Regions from separate parts of the Mus musculus genome. Here regions 1 and 2 are each linked to region 3. A link is a loop called in an ENCODE intact Hi-C map of the cell type or tissue named here. Cell type or tissue: left cerebral cortex. All regions are shown on one strand.

What was found. Peaks named below come from ENCODE experiments on the same cell type or tissue, not always from the same donor. Only the 100,000 strongest peaks of a DNase experiment are listed, where the experiment ranks them.
Region 1: it touches region 3 in a loop (5-fold over the local background); 5 of 42 quality-filtered maps call a loop at or near these places.
Region 2: it touches region 3 in a loop (6-fold over the local background); 5 of 42 quality-filtered maps call a loop at or near these places.

What each region holds. Positions count from the first base shown.
Region 1 is chrX:42,538,520-42,543,519 of GRCm38, forward strand. All of the region lies in intron 29 of Tenm1 (teneurin transmembrane protein 1), which reads right to left. Among named protein-coding and RNA genes, the nearest start is that of Sh2d1a, 38 kb to the left of the region's middle. In left cerebral cortex, a CTCF peak has its summit at 2,383 (motif pointing right); DNase peaks (open chromatin) are centred at 1,795 and 2,387; H3K4me3 peaks cover 323 bases; H3K27ac peaks cover 221 bases.
Region 2 is chrX:42,554,698-42,559,697 of GRCm38, forward strand. It overlaps Tenm1 (teneurin transmembrane protein 1), which reads right to left. Exons shown (of 33, transcript NM_011855.4): 27 at 2,216-2,388; 28 at 947-1,182. Among named protein-coding and RNA genes, the nearest start is that of Sh2d1a, 55 kb to the left of the region's middle. In left cerebral cortex, CTCF peaks have their summits at 2,746 (motif pointing right) and 4,151; DNase peaks (open chromatin) are centred at 2,758, 4,204 and 4,609.
Region 3 is chrX:43,428,325-43,433,324 of GRCm38, forward strand. It overlaps a transcript of Tenm1 not described here. Among named protein-coding and RNA genes, the nearest start is that of Tenm1, 160 kb to the left of the region's middle. In left cerebral cortex, CTCF peaks have their summits at 2,434 and 2,633; DNase peaks (open chromatin) are centred at 34, 777, 1,151, 1,972 and 1 more place; H3K4me3 peaks cover 2,212 bases; H3K27ac peaks cover 1,188 bases.

The DNA.
Region 1 (5,000 bases), 890 kb before region 3:
TTGAGAGGAATTTTGTATGGCCGGAATATGTGTGGTTTTGGGGTGGTGATAGTGAGAGAGAGAGAGAGAGAGAGAGAGAGAGAGAGAGAGAGAGAGATTGATTAAAAGTGAAGAATTCTTTGGTTATCTCATGCCCAACACATAATAAACTTGTATTTTAGGATCAGTTATTTGTCAAAGTATAATACTTTGTATGTAGTGGATGTTTAATAAATATTGGTTGATGTAATTTTAAACAGAAACATGAGTCAGGCCTGCTGGTACAGGTCTATAAACCAGGCTATCCAGGAGGCTAAGGGCAGAAGGCTCACAAGGTCAAGGCTTGCCTGGGATGTAGAGTGAGTTTAAGGCCAGCTTCAATTGTTTTGAACGTCTCTGTCTCAAAATAAATTTTTAAAGGGTTGAGAATATAGACCATTTTTTTTGGGGGGGGGCAGGGTTTCTCTGTACAGGCCTGGCTGTCTTGGAACTCACTCTGTAGACCAGGCTGGCCTCGAACCCAGAAATCTGCCTGCCCCTGCCTCCCAAGTGCTGGGATTAAAGGTGTGTGCCACTGAATATAGACTACTGATAGAGTACATGGCTAGCATGTGTGAAATTGTAAATTCAATCCCCAGTACCATAGGAAAAGAAAGTCAGTATCAATTTATACACACACACACACACACACACACACACACACACACAAAACACCGTTTTATGAAACACTCTAATTTACTGGCAATTGAAACTTATTATTAAAAAGATTTTGTTTAATTTGTATGTATGTGGACATATGCATCTGTTTCTGTACCTGTAGAGGCCAGAGAAGGACACAGGCTATCCTATCCTAACTCTCTGTCCTATTCTCCTGAGGAACTATCTTTTAATGAATCTGGAGCCATCCTGGTGGGCAGCAAGTTCCAAGTCCTGTCCCCTACAGCATTAGAGCTCTAGGCAAACGTGAAGCTCTGTGTGTGGAGCTTTTTTGATGTTGGGGATTTGAATTCAAGTCCTCACTGTTCTGTAGCAAGCACTCACATACACTACGCTACACCCTCAGTGCTTCTGTCTTTAAATAAAAAGGAAAAATTCACCCAGGTACTCGACTATAATGCCTTGAGTTTCACTCTTTTGAGAATTACAAAACAACAACAACAAAAAAATAAGTTCAACTTCTGAACTCCATGTTGTGAAAACAATAGGTGTCTTTCCATTTTCTACCTGCAAATCACACAAATAATTGTGAATGTTAATTACTTAAACATATGCAATGTGAATTTTTAGAAAACGACAGAAGCATGATGTATGTGTGTTACACAAGGGCACATCCCTCCTATACTTGTGAGAATTCTTGATTTTTCAGTTGCTGGTCAATACCACGAAGTCTACATTATTTGCTCATTTAGTTATTATTTCTTTCCCACCACCATCATGCTGGGGATGCAGAACTAGATGTAGAAATCCTGTCTTCTTGCTACCCATGGAACACCTGCCGCTCGCCACATCTTGCAGTTCTGCCATTGTGACCTACAAATCCTCTTGAATAAAAGGCACAATCTTGTGAAGGCTTGGGGACAGGAAGAGAGGCCCTCTCTCTCCATCAATGCAAAACTCCCCAGAACCAGAAGGAATTGTTCCTGTGAATGGAACAGCAGGTGGGAGAACACTGAAGTGGGTGGGGTAGATGCAGTAATTGGTGAAAATACCTTTGTGTTATTTCCACCCCGAAAGTCTGATTTTCCAGCTCCTTTCCACTCTCTCTTGTCAGTTTGCCAAGAACAAATGACATCTGTCACTTGTGGTGTGGGCCAGGGACAATCACCATATGGCTGCCACACATTATCCAGCACCATCCTGCCTATTCCAGTCACTGTAGTAGCTTTGCCAAAAATTTATACTGCATTGCTATTGTATTCTTTCCTCTGTTTGCTTCCTCTAGCCTGTAGCAAACCAGTGCCTGATCTGTTTCTCTGTGGTGCTAACTCAGTTGCCTTGAAAGCCACCCACCCCCAGTTTGCTTTAAACCTTCCTGCTAATGGAAAAAAACATGGAAGAGATGATTAGAAATCTCCCGCATGCTATTGTTTTGTTGTCACAATACCATTTAGCCCCATTTGGCTGCTTTTTCACTTTGGGTTGGTATTATTAACAGTTTGTTCCAAAACAATGCTTATGAGTCTATCCAGTGTCCACTGTGCTACTGCAGGATAAAAAGCTATTCCTTATTAGTGCGAATAATAGAGTGGGTGGCTTGTGTTTTTTAAATAGATTATTATACTGTAAAAGAAATCTCTGTGAAAGGAAATAAAAGAGAACGATCATGGCTGTATACTTACTCGAACTAGACTAGAAACGAAAGTAGAAATTTGAAAAGGTATAACATTCACATGACCACCAGATGGCAGTGTGGGGCTACCTGGGAACTGAAGCCAAAGATTGCGTTCTGTCTCTGCAGTAAGCCTTGAAAACAAGCCTAAATAGGCAATTTTGTGTAAATGCGTAAAACTAAACCTTCTTATTAAATTATTACAAAATATATTTAAAGGCACTTTAAAAATGACTGAGTTTAGGAAACTGAAAGATTTACATCAGATATAATACAAACTTCGTTGCACCAGTCTTCAAAATATAATTAACTTAGAAAAGTGTCATAAATCTAGGCAGAAAATTAATGACTACAGAGAGAAAAACTAAGAATAATTGATTTTCTTAATAGAGAAGAGACTATTTAAGAAACCACAGCCATTAGCCAAATACTTATTTTTTTCCTAATGAGTACAAAGCATTGTTCACAAAATGGTATGTGTAACTTAACTTTCACCTACTCTAGAGAAAGTGAAACTATTTTCTTTTCTTTTCTTTTCTTTTCTTCTTTGTCTTTATTTTTACGACATTGTTGCATGCTAAGGTTTAAAAAAGTGTGATGCTGATTTAAATATATCACGGTGTCAGCCCAGCAAGGAGTTTTGCAGATGCAATGCCAGAGGATTTGGGGGTAAAGAAAAATATATTTTAAAGTTTGAACACTCTTACTGTATACGATGAGAAGTAATATGTGCATCCCCACCCATTCCCTATACCATTGAAAGAATGTGGCAGTAAAGTCTATGTTAAAACATTCCCATCTTTAGAAAGAATGGACAGAGTCACAGAACAGTGAGGCCCTGGAAAAGCACGTACAAATCCAACCTTCTTTCCCTAGGTTCCTTTGAATCCAAATTTCAAAGATGTTTTTATTTTCTTCCTTTTTTCTTTTCTGTTTGCTCCTATCTTGATTTACCATCAAGTCGAAGTAAGTGTCAGCTCTTTTCAATTATCTAGTTTTTGTGATTTATATTAAATTATTTCATTTTGGCTATGCATTTGTCCAGTGAATTAGTTATTTATCACTGGTGATAATAATATTACTAAAATCAATTTCAGAATGAATTAGGAAATCATGGCAAGAATATGGATGACGTGATTAGAAATCTCATGAATGCAACCATTTTATAAGTAAGAAACCATTCCATAATTATGTACTTTGTAGGATTGGACTTTTGTGGTTATTCTTCTAGTTAAAGAATAAATTACACAGGAAATAAAGGCAAAATAAGTAAAAGGCCAAATGATTTGGCTTGTTTCACTGGTCTGTAAACAATTGGAAGTTGTTGAAATTTCTCTTATTATTCTAGGTCAACAGGTCTTCCTTCTTTTTTTGTTCCCTTTTTGTTTGTTTTTGAGAAAAGGTCACAGGATTTGTGATTCTCTTGTCTCAACCTTGTCAGGGCTGAGGATACAGGTATGTGCTACTATGTTGGTCTGTTTTGCTGTTTTTTTGTTTTGTTTTTGTTTTTGTTTTTTTAAGGAACTGATACCTACTAAATATTTTATTGTATAAAAAAGATCTAATATGATGTTTCTTTTGTGTGATTCCTGAAGCAAATGTGATGAAATAAAGAGTTACTTTGGAAAAGAGAGACCATATCTCCTCACTGGTGTCAGAGAAAACTGCATGCCGTGTTGAATTTTAACTTTTCAATAGATATTTTATTATATAGATGGCGTAAAAGGGACAGTCTATTACTGTCTGTAGTCAATTAGCTGAGATGGTCACACTCTGGTGCTCTGGAGGCTATAGACCCCTTCATGTCCCTAAGGACTCCTGGCTACTTCCCAACTCACATGGGGAGGGAAAACTGTTAGGTTAGTGGCATGATTTTTAAAAATATACATACATGTGTTTCAAAAATGTGCATATGTACCAAAGTTATTAGCAAATTCCTTATGAAACATTTTGACTATGTGTAGATGCTACCAAATATTTGGATTCACTTAATGTTTTAATGCAGTCAATGTAGTCCTTAGCCGCGGGATTTTCCCAGGCATGCTTTGTTGAAATTCAAAAGAGGAAAGATTTGCTCTGTGAGATGCAGATTTCCCTTGCTCAGAATTCAGATTACAGATTCTAAAAGCTTTCCCAGAAGGGAGGGACCCTGAGAGGCTACTAAGTTTGCTTTATCACATAGGCAATTCTCAGGGAGGGCAGTGCTTCAACTACCACCTCTGCGAAGTAATAGCTGTTTATGGGCACACCACTTCTCGAAAACCAAACTTTGATGGTTGTATCAGAAGCACACAAATTGTCCCCTCTTTGCCATGTGTGCCATCATCTCTTGTATCTAAGAGATACTGATTACCCAGGGGGAAAGAAAATATCTTCTACTTTTCCTAGGAATGAATTCAGAAACAAATTCGATTGAAATGACTTAATTTGGAAGAAAACATTTAATGTCTTAGGAGGGGATCAGACTTGGCAAAGGTGGATGAAGGCTAATTGTTCTTCTTGTCTACGGTAATGGTATGAGTGGAAACCTTTCTGCTATGTAGGGGCTAATGTTTCACCAATGGTTCATGTGGTGGGATTATAATCTTATTCCAGACAGAGCATCGGCTCCTATTATGGATGCTGCTGGGGACTTGGTACACACAAAAGGCTACTACCAATTAGTACTCTCTGTCACCATTCCCTCAGGCTA
Region 2 (5,000 bases), 870 kb before region 3:
CACACTAGTAGATAAACATTTTTTTTTTGCATGGAGACATATGACTGGTTGGTTTACTGCTTCTCTCTGCAGCCTGATGGTTGGTTGGTGGTTGTATTTCTACAGCACTCAATTCCCCAGAGTTCTTTCTCAGCCGAGTGAGAAGAATGTAAAGCATTTTCTGTATCCTGGGTGTGATGCAGATGTTCTGAGGCCCAGCCTCAATAATGAATACTTCCTGCAGACTGGCTGTTGTTCTGATGCTAGTCAAGTTGCCAATACACTGGTTAATGTTCAAGAAAGGATAGGTGGAGAGGGTGCTGTGGTGTTTGCAAGCTTCCTGCACTGCAGGGCAGTGCTTCTGACAGAGGGCTCTGCTTAACTGTAGGGAACTGTTTTTTGATAAAGACTTGGGAACTCCCAAAAGCTTTCAGTCCTGCCAGACAAGCTCGTTTGAGCACGCCATCTCAGTCTCTGTCCAGTTCTTTGCTCCCATGGCTCTACATCGGATGTAGGGCAATAGGACCGCCCACTGACTTTGCCCTTCCATGTTGCCTTTGTCTAAACGGTGCCTTATCTCTTACACCATTTTCTCTCCACCCAAAAGTGGGAATGAGGGTCAACTTGGGGAATCTAATAAGCATCTCCAAGGCAGGCTGTGGTGGGTACTGAAGGGCTCCTTGATAAAGATATTTCTCTAACCCTAGACTTTCTTGGTGCCTGAAATTGCTATGATTAGAGCACTTTAGCTGGCTAATGACAAAGAAAGCTCCTATTAGAATGCACACTTAAGGATACTGAACCATTATTAGCCATTAGCTCTCTCTCGAATTAGTGTATCATAGAAGCTAGCCAGTCACCTGGAAAAGCTTTGGTGAAGTGAGACTTCCGTTGAGGGAGGCTCTTTACTTTCCAAGGGAACCCAGTGAACTTTTGTCCTTTGCTAAAAAGGGAAGGGCTTACTCACCCTCAGTCTTCTCTCAAAAGCTGAAACGTTGCCTTTGTTTTGCTCCTTTCTCTGTCTCCACTCAATGAGGTTTGCATTGTGCTCTCCAGGCAACGATATGTTGCATTTGCCTAGAGTGGGGTTGACAGCCCCTGCCAGGATGTGGGGCTCCGAGCTGAGGTTGATCTCCATCCCACTGGCAAAGGTGACACGTAGTGAACCATCTGGACTCACCCGATAGGTACTTTGAGTATTTTCTGTAGACAGAGGAGCAGAGGAGAGGGGAGGGAGGAGAAAGAAGAAGAGGAGGAGGGGGCTGGTAAAGTTGAGCTCCAAGAGACACATTTAAGGCTGATCAGATAGGGTATGGGGGCCTAATTGCACTCTAAGCTAGAACCCCACTCTCACATATGCATTCTTTACCCATTTGGGTCCTGTTATTTTCATAGCTGAGGTATATCTTGTGAACAGGATAAAATACTGCTGTGTCACACTGTAGGCTGGTCTGTCTGTCTGTCTGTTTGTCTGTCTCTGGTTGTTGGTTCTCTCTTAAAAGCATACACCAACAGAATTCCTCTCTGACTTGTTGAATGTGATATCTTAGTTTGATATGCTGGGAGCTAGAATGAGAAGAATATGAGACTCAACTCAGCATTCTGCCACCTGCGGATGGCATCCTAGCCACTGCAGATGACATCATAGCCACTGGAAAGTTGGTTTTACTCATTTTGGAGTGAGTTGCCCCACACCCTAGCAACAGAGTGAGTTCTGATGTCTAGACAGTGAAAAACTATTTCTTTGTCCACTCCCTCTATAGCTTCTAACACATTTCCTTTGAGATTGTATTTTTTCTTCAATTCTTTTTCCCTCCTCTCTTTGTGGTTTTAATTCTCTCATAGCACTTGTATCCTTCCCTGGTGCATTGCCTAATTTGTCCTTTGCATTCACCCATGTCAGATCTGATCTGGAAGGCTAGGCTCAGATGGGGCACAGACTCTATTATTGTCTTCCAATGTAGGAAAACCCTAAAAGAGCTCTACAAATGGCTGGGTGTTGGGAAATGACTTGATGGGAGACCAGACTTGGCAGAATTTAACCTCATTACTCCCACAGAGATTGGGGCCCAGAGTGGATATGTGAACTTGTGAAAAATCTGAATTTGTCTTTGTTCCAGCTGGAAAAGAGAAGGGAGAACCCATCTTCTCAATCAGAGGGGAATTTAGTTCCTTAACAGGGAGCAGACATTTGACCAGACACCCGAAAGCAGGGGGAGTTCTGAAGATCATTTACCTTGTTTTAAAATGTAGATAGTACTGGTTGCTGTCAAGTTGGTTGACATGAGGACATTTTCGCGGTTGGAAGTGTCTAGTGCCACTTTTGTCAGCTTCTCCAGGTCACTGTGGAAGCTGCTGACCTCTCCAGTAGGAAAAGTTGCATTGGTCAGATGTCCCTCGGGGTCATACCTGAGAACAGAACAAACGTCAACTCAGAAGCCTCTTGGCAGTAACAACTGGCCGATGGAGGTAAAAAATCATTTGGAAGCTAATACAGTTTTACTTTGAGGGATAACAAATATTATTAACCTTGTTGAATAAGAAGAAAAAGGTCAGAGGGATGATTAATCAAAAGAAGGTAGTTTTTGAAGCTTCTGAATTCCTGATGACTTCCTTGAGCTGTGCTGTTTTACAGAAAAAATATATATCTGGTAATGAATCACCAGGAGGGAAACCTGATTTATGAATCGTGTCCTGCTGTGTGCAATGTTCCAGGGAGGCCTCTGCAATTTGGGTCGATCCCACTCCCGGCGATGAATGATGAAAACCAGCAGAGGGTGCTGTTGTCAAAGACAAAGGAGCCACAAAAGGGCCTTCAAAGCCCAAGCAGGCCAATCAACTGACTTTGCATTGTGATGGGAAATATGATCATTTGCTGCTGTTTAAGTTGCCAAATTTGAAATGAATGAATCATTCTTCCAACAAAACGAACAAGCAGAGAGGATAATGGAAACATGTTCATTAAAACGTTCTGGAGGCCCTCGATCTTGGTCTCACTTAAATTCTTTTTATCTTTCTGGAGTATAGTGTAGAAATGTTTTGTAATTTGCCTCTATAAGGAAGACACACAAAAATAAAAATTACCTGGGATAATAGGCAATAACCCATATCTGGAAATACGGTCTAGTGGGTTTACTTTTTGTAAAAAAAAAAAAAAATCAAAATTATTGGCAATCTCACTGTCCTCCAAATGGAAACTGTGCCTCCCTGAAGGCTTTTGATGGGGAGCTGGTCTTTTATTGCCAATGGAACCATGAAAAATAAACAGTTCATTAAAAGTAAAGACACACACTTGGAAACCCATTACTGTTTCCTTTTCAAGTTGCAAATTGCAAAATATTTAAGCTCTTTTATTTGCTTTTAAAATGTTAAACAATTATATTCTTTTTTTTTTTTTTTTTTTTTTACCCCAAGTGAACAGGACCCAGCAAAGACACAGTGGTGAGTATGGCTCTCTCCCACTCTCCTTTCTGTGAATCTGGAGGCGTAGCTCAGTGCGATTCCATCGGTTTTGAGGACCTCGGCCCTAAGTAGCTGTTGAAATTTTAAAATCTAGACCAACTTTTGCCTAATCCGAAGAGGGAACTGCACTTGAGGGTATACACAATGCTGCTCCAAGTTTAATTTCCTATGTGTATATTGTGTCTATGGGCACACATAGATTATCAGTTAAAACAGTTGTGTGTGCCTGCGCACACAATCAGACAAATTGGTCATTTGATATCACAGACATGCCAACTGTTATGTCCCTTAATTGGGTTTTCTTTTGTTGTTGTTGTTGCTGTTGCTGTTTTTTCTTTAAATGGGCTTCACTCAAAATGTTTGGTGTGTTGTTACTGTGCAGGAAAGAATTCATTGTCAACACTGCTATTTGTGCCTGTGGTTAATGGCAAAATCCTTCCTTTGCACAGCCTGTTTGCTCACAGCCTGCTCTGGGCCTCTGCACCTGTAAGCAGCAAGCCTCCGTTCAGAAAACAGCATAGAAAATCTGTGCATTCGTACTAGTATTAGTGGTAGTGGTAGTGGTACCGGGGGGCGAGGAGGTGTAGGTGCAGGTATAGGTAAAGCCCCAGCCTTTGTCTGCCAGGTGGTGCTTCCAGAGGACGAAAACAATGTCCAGCTCTTATCATCAAAAGCAATCAACCTGCTGCTCCCTGTAGGTAAAGTTTCCAACTTGCAGATAGAGGGCAGCTGCTACAAGCTTTCCTCAGCAGAGAGTGTGTCAGTCTAGCAGCTTGGATTGTGCAGCAGTTCCTTCCTGCTTCCCATTCGGCCTGGGCAACTCTGCCCTATTGCTTTCCCTTTCCTGGATTCTGAGGGCTTGCCTCAAATCTTAACCAATGCCACTGTTCTTCATTCTGGCAGGACATCAGCCCTGAAATGTTGTAGGGAAAGGTGTTTGTCAGCTGACTTTCCATCTGGGAGGCAGCTACTTTTTTTTCCCCCTCCCAGCCATACAGACCTGTGTCGTATTTTATTTGCTCTATTGGAATTGAATCGGGAGCAAGAGCTCTCTACCTGAGCTCTACCCCAGCCGTCTCCTTGAGTTTGAACAACACTCCATAGGATAGACTTCAGTGTTTGTGTCCCTTTGTGAGACACAGACAAGTTCAGATGGCATTGAGAGCCATCAGCACACATACACACCAGAGTCCAGAGTTCTGGTGAGCCACAGTAAAGGCTGGGAGACAAATTTGGTTTGTTAACCAATCTAGTTACTATCTGTTAGCAGTAAGCCATATACTTTTTGCCTGAGATGCATTTTCCTGCTTATTTTCAACATCACAAGCACACTCCCGACCCTGCTTCCCAAGTCTGCAGAAGTGCACTGGGAAGGGCAATCTGCTTCTGGATAAGACTCAGATGCTCAGAAAGATGTAGGTGGGAGGGTGCGGATTGGTTCTTTTCTCATGAGGGAGGCAGTGGTTCAGGGAATAAAGTATCCTTTACTATAAGCTTGTCTAGTCTCTCAGTGGCTAGAAAGCCATCTTGCCTCATTTCTTCTCTGTGGCTGGGCAGGC
Region 3 (5,000 bases):
CGGTCCCCCGCCTCCTTGCCAGGTACTCAGCTCTGCTGGTGTGCTGTAAGTGCGCTGGACTTAGGGCGTCTTTGCTGGTTCCTGCGGGAAATGACTGTAAATCCACATTACTGTTCGAGCTGCCGCTCGGGCCCCCGCATCGCTCTCCTCCAGCTGGCAGTGGCGGAGCTCTCAGCCCGCGGTCGCTTCTGGGCAGGAACCGAACCTGGCTACTGTTGTGCCAGTGATCGCTGCCCAGGAGGGTATTTGCTTGGGGGTCGGTTTTTTTCTTCTTCAAGATAATGTGTATGTGTGTATGGAAGTGAGTGAGTGAATGAGTGTGTGTGTGTGTGTGTGAGAGAGAGAGAGAGAGACAGAGAGAGACAGAGAGACAGAGACAGAGAGAGAGACAGAGAGAGACAGAGAGAGAGACAGAGACAAAGAGACAAAGAGAGAGAAAGAGACAGAGAGACAGGCAGAAACAGAGAGAAAGAGACACGGAGAGAGGCACACAGGAAGAGAGACACAGAGAGATCAGAAGGGATAAGACAAGCCTCCTGGGCACTGGGAGGTGAACTCCAGGCTGAGCCGGAGCTCGCCGCGCGGCCGGGTGCCGGGCGTCTGCACCGCTGATGGCTGTGCTGATGTTGCCCTGGCCGCCGCCGCCGCGCTCTAAGGCTGGTCGCGGTTGTGCAAAAAATGTTTCTCCGCTACTCGAGACCAAAAAACCTGCCCTGTCTACTGAGCATGCCCGGTTTGACAGCTTCACAGCCTAGGCTTTTTTTTTTTTCCCTCTTTTCTTTTCCCCAAGACTCCAGGTTTTAGCCGCAGCTGAGCCCCGGGAGGTGGGGGTTGAGCTGGGAGGAGCTGGAGGAGGAGGAGGGCTGAAGGAGCAGGTAACGAGCAGAGGAAGAGAAGTGGAACTGAGACTGGTTCAGGAGTGTTTGAGGGTGAAGAGAGGGCAGGAGAAAGCTGGGTACCGAGCGAAAGGCAATATGGACAAACAAAATTTAGATTTCATACCACACTAGGATGTTTTCTGATCTCACATGACCTGCACTTATCATTTATCATTATTTCCTTCAGAGGATGAGGTGGAATGCAGACTTAGAAGGAGTGTTTGTTAATCTCAGAATCAACCCGGGACAGTGTTTCCCATTCACGATGTGCACAAGCAGATACACAGGCACGCGCGCGCGAACAGACACACACACACACACACACACACACACACACACACACACTCAGTCGCAAGCATGAACATACGCGCTAAAACTCTCCATCACTGCTTCAATGTGTGCTTCAGGACCAACTTAAGAAAGAATAAGTCTCTTGCCAGTTTAACTTTAGGAGGGATAAACTCAAGGGGGAGGGGGGTGTCCTCCTATTTTTCTATTCGTCCTTGCGCTACAGAAAAGCCAAGCAGGTGAACATGGTGCTAGGTACATACAAGCTCTGGGGGGGGGGGGAGGTTAAGAGAGCAACTCCAAATTGCCTTCCATTGAAGGTATGACCCCAGTGCATCAAGGGGCAGCAGGACAGGTCAGCATTAAGAAAATCCTCAAGGAAGAGTGTATGTGTGTGTGTGTGTGTGTGTGTGAGAGAGAGAGAGAGAGAGAGAGAGAGAGAGAGAGAGAGACATGCTCTTAATTTTACTGTGCTTGGCCACTCTAGCCCCAGGGTTCCCCAAACAGCTCTGTCCCTTACCTAGACGGGCAGGAGGGCACTAACCTAGGCGAACCCTGTTCACTGCCCCAAGCCTAGGATCCCTCCCTTCCCACCCACCTCAGCTTCCTCGAAAAAGCGGAGAAGTGGAATTTGTACACCCAGAAACTCGCTTGGGGAGCCTTAGGAGCCTGACTGGGCATGCTCGAGACTTTGGGGCGCCTCGAGTGGAGGCACTCTCCAACCGCTAACATCTGCATGGCTGGACCAGATGTGGCTGAAGTGGGGGAAGCTTCGGCGCCAGCTCCAAGGAGCCTTTACTGTTCCGGGAAGGGCGCCGGCGACGCCCATAGCTGCCTTCTTCGAGGCTTCCGAGCGAAAGCAGGACCGTGGGAGATACCAAATGCTTAGCCAGGGGAGAGCATCAACTGGAAAAAGAACAGGAGTCTTTGCAGACTCCTAAGCCCCTACCCCTCCAGCTCCACCCGAGTAACATCGAGGTATTGGGCACGCACAAAAGCACCAAGGATAGCGAGCCGGTGTATGTGTTCCCTGGGACTCCCAGCCTCTAGCTAAAGAAATGATCATCACAAGGACAGTCGAACTGTTTCCGACCTAAAGACGGTTACTGATGGCTTTCTTGAGTGCAGACAGAAGGTTGTGTGTAAATATGCATGTGTGCACGCATACTTTTTAATTTTCCTCTGCAAGAATACACTGGGCAGAACGACCAGCTATTACTGCCTTGGAAGCCCACTAGGGGTTGCAGTAAGGCACGTTTGGAGCTGTGGCTGGCGCTAATTAACCGGAAGAGTTGATCTTGCAGCGCATCAAAGCTTCCAGCTGTTCTCCTCCCAGGGTGGCAACAGCTGCCAGCGGACAGCTTCCGGGCTGAATGATCCCTGCACTCCAGAGCAAAGGGAGATCTTTAAGTTTCCAAAAATGAGGTAGCATAGGGTGACGCCAGGGGGAGATCTTAGCACCACGTCTTCCCATCTTTCAGGCTTTCAATACAGGTTATTTGTAAAGAGGGAGCATTGACAGACCATCGCATTTTTGAGGGGAGATAGTACTGGGAGCTGAATACTTTGGTGGGTGGAACATAAAGAATCAAGAGCACACTTATTCCCATCGTCCCTTTTCCAAGCAACCTTCACCTTTAGGCAATCATTTGGATCTTTGCTGCTCAACACACAGACACTTCCAGTCCCGCCCCATTGCCCTGCCAACAAAGAAACAAAAGATAACAACCGGTAGGGTAGGGGGTAGGGTGGAGACTGGGGAGGGGTGGGGGAAACGGACTTGCTTTCTCTGTGGTCTCTTGGTTAGGCTATTTAAAATTGTAAGGAGTGAGTGAATATAAAACTGGTCTTGCCATCAGTAAATAAATGATACTTCTAAAGTCCACTACCTTACTTCAAGACAAACAAGGTCTTTGTGCAATAACATTATTTTATAATATTTACAAAAGTAAAAATTCCACATTAAGAACTACCCAAAAACTAGTATGGAGGAGAAAAACAACCCTCAAACACTTATAAGACACACCTTCACCTCTCACCTTAGAGTTGATATCTTTAGTGCGTTTGTTGGCTTGTTTTCTGAAAGAGGTAAGAGAAACATCTATCCAGTGAATTTATTGATTGGAAATGTTCTTGAATTTAAGGAAATTCTGTAATCAGTGATAAAGTTTTGATAGAGTTCCCCATTAACAGAGGAAATTCAGGCAGAATAGAAAATGGGTAACCTGTGCAAGCCATAGGAATGGAAACTGAGATTCAAAACCGTGAATATCTCACTATTTCTCTGGCTGCTGGGTTTTTTGTTTGTGTGTTTGTTTTTGTTTTTTTGTTTATTTTTAAGACACTGGAGGAGGAGCCAGTGAATACCTAAAGATTTTATACAAGAAAACTCAAGCTGCTGGCCTTTCAGATATGTAATCATTCAAGTATTTCACCTTTAATGTCCTTTCTCTCACATGTTCCTTGAAATTTTTGAACTTTGTTCCTTCCTTTAGTCGATACACTTGCCTCTTCTTTTAGTACCTTCCAAGCTTGGTTTCCTAACTGTAGAATACAAAAGGGCTGGGCCACAATTCTCCATTTCCTAAGAACTGACTTGCTGATTACAGAGTTCCATATCCAATATTGTAGGTGTATTTGACAAATCATTTCTTCAATGGTAGAGATACCCTAGATATACTTATGCCACAAGAAACTGTAGAATATTCGTGTAGTTTACACATGAGACCATGCATTTCCATTTTGACTGTGGAAATCCTGACAAGGAAACAATAAATTGCTAGTTTGAGGCTGCCCCATGTAAAGGGCAACATAAGCAACCATAATGAAGCACACAATCACTATTTGCTTAGTTTATATTATTCAAATATTTTGCAAGGAATTTTGAAATATACTTGATTTTACATAATAATAAAAAACTGAATATACAAAACAAAGAAAGACTATCGCTTCAAGGGAAACAGACCAAATAACATATAAAGACAGAACTATTAGAATTACAGCTGACTTTTCATTGGAGCCCCTAAAAGCCATAAGGTCCTGGACAAATGTGCTGCAGACTCTTAAGAGCTCATAGAGGACAGGCCAGACTACTATACCCAGCAAAGTAATTCAATTAAAAAATGAGGTACATAGCTAAACAGTGAATTCTCAATACAGGAATCTTCCATGGCTGAGAAACACTTAAAGAAATGTTCAACCTCCTTAGACACCAGGGAAATACAAATCAAAATGACTGTGAGATTCCATCTTATACCTAAGATCAATAACACAAGTGATAGCTCATACTGGTGAGGATGTGACATAAGGGGAGCACTCATCTCTTGCTGGTGGGATAGCAAACTTGTACAGCCACTATGGAAATCAATATGGTGGTTCTTTAGAAAGCTGGGAATTGATCTACCTCAATACCCAGCTATACCACTCTTTGCATATACACAAAGGAAACTCCATCTTACCACAAGGACACTTGCTCAACCATGTTCATTGCAGTTTTAGTTATAATAGACAGAAAATGAAAATAACCTAGTGGCCCTTCATCAGATGAATAGATAAAGAAATTATGATTCATTTACACAATGGAGTATTACTCCACTATTAAAAAATGAAATCACGAAATTTGAAGGCAAACAGATAGAATTAGAAAATATATCACCCAGACCCAGAAAGATAAATATGGTACGTATCATTTATAAGGGAATATTAGCTATTAAGTAAATTTTAACCAAGCTACAATCCATAGACCCAAAGAGGTTAGGCAAAGAAGACTCTAGCAGAGATTCATGAATCTCCCTTCGTGGGGGAAAATAGATTTTATGGGTAGACTGGGACAAG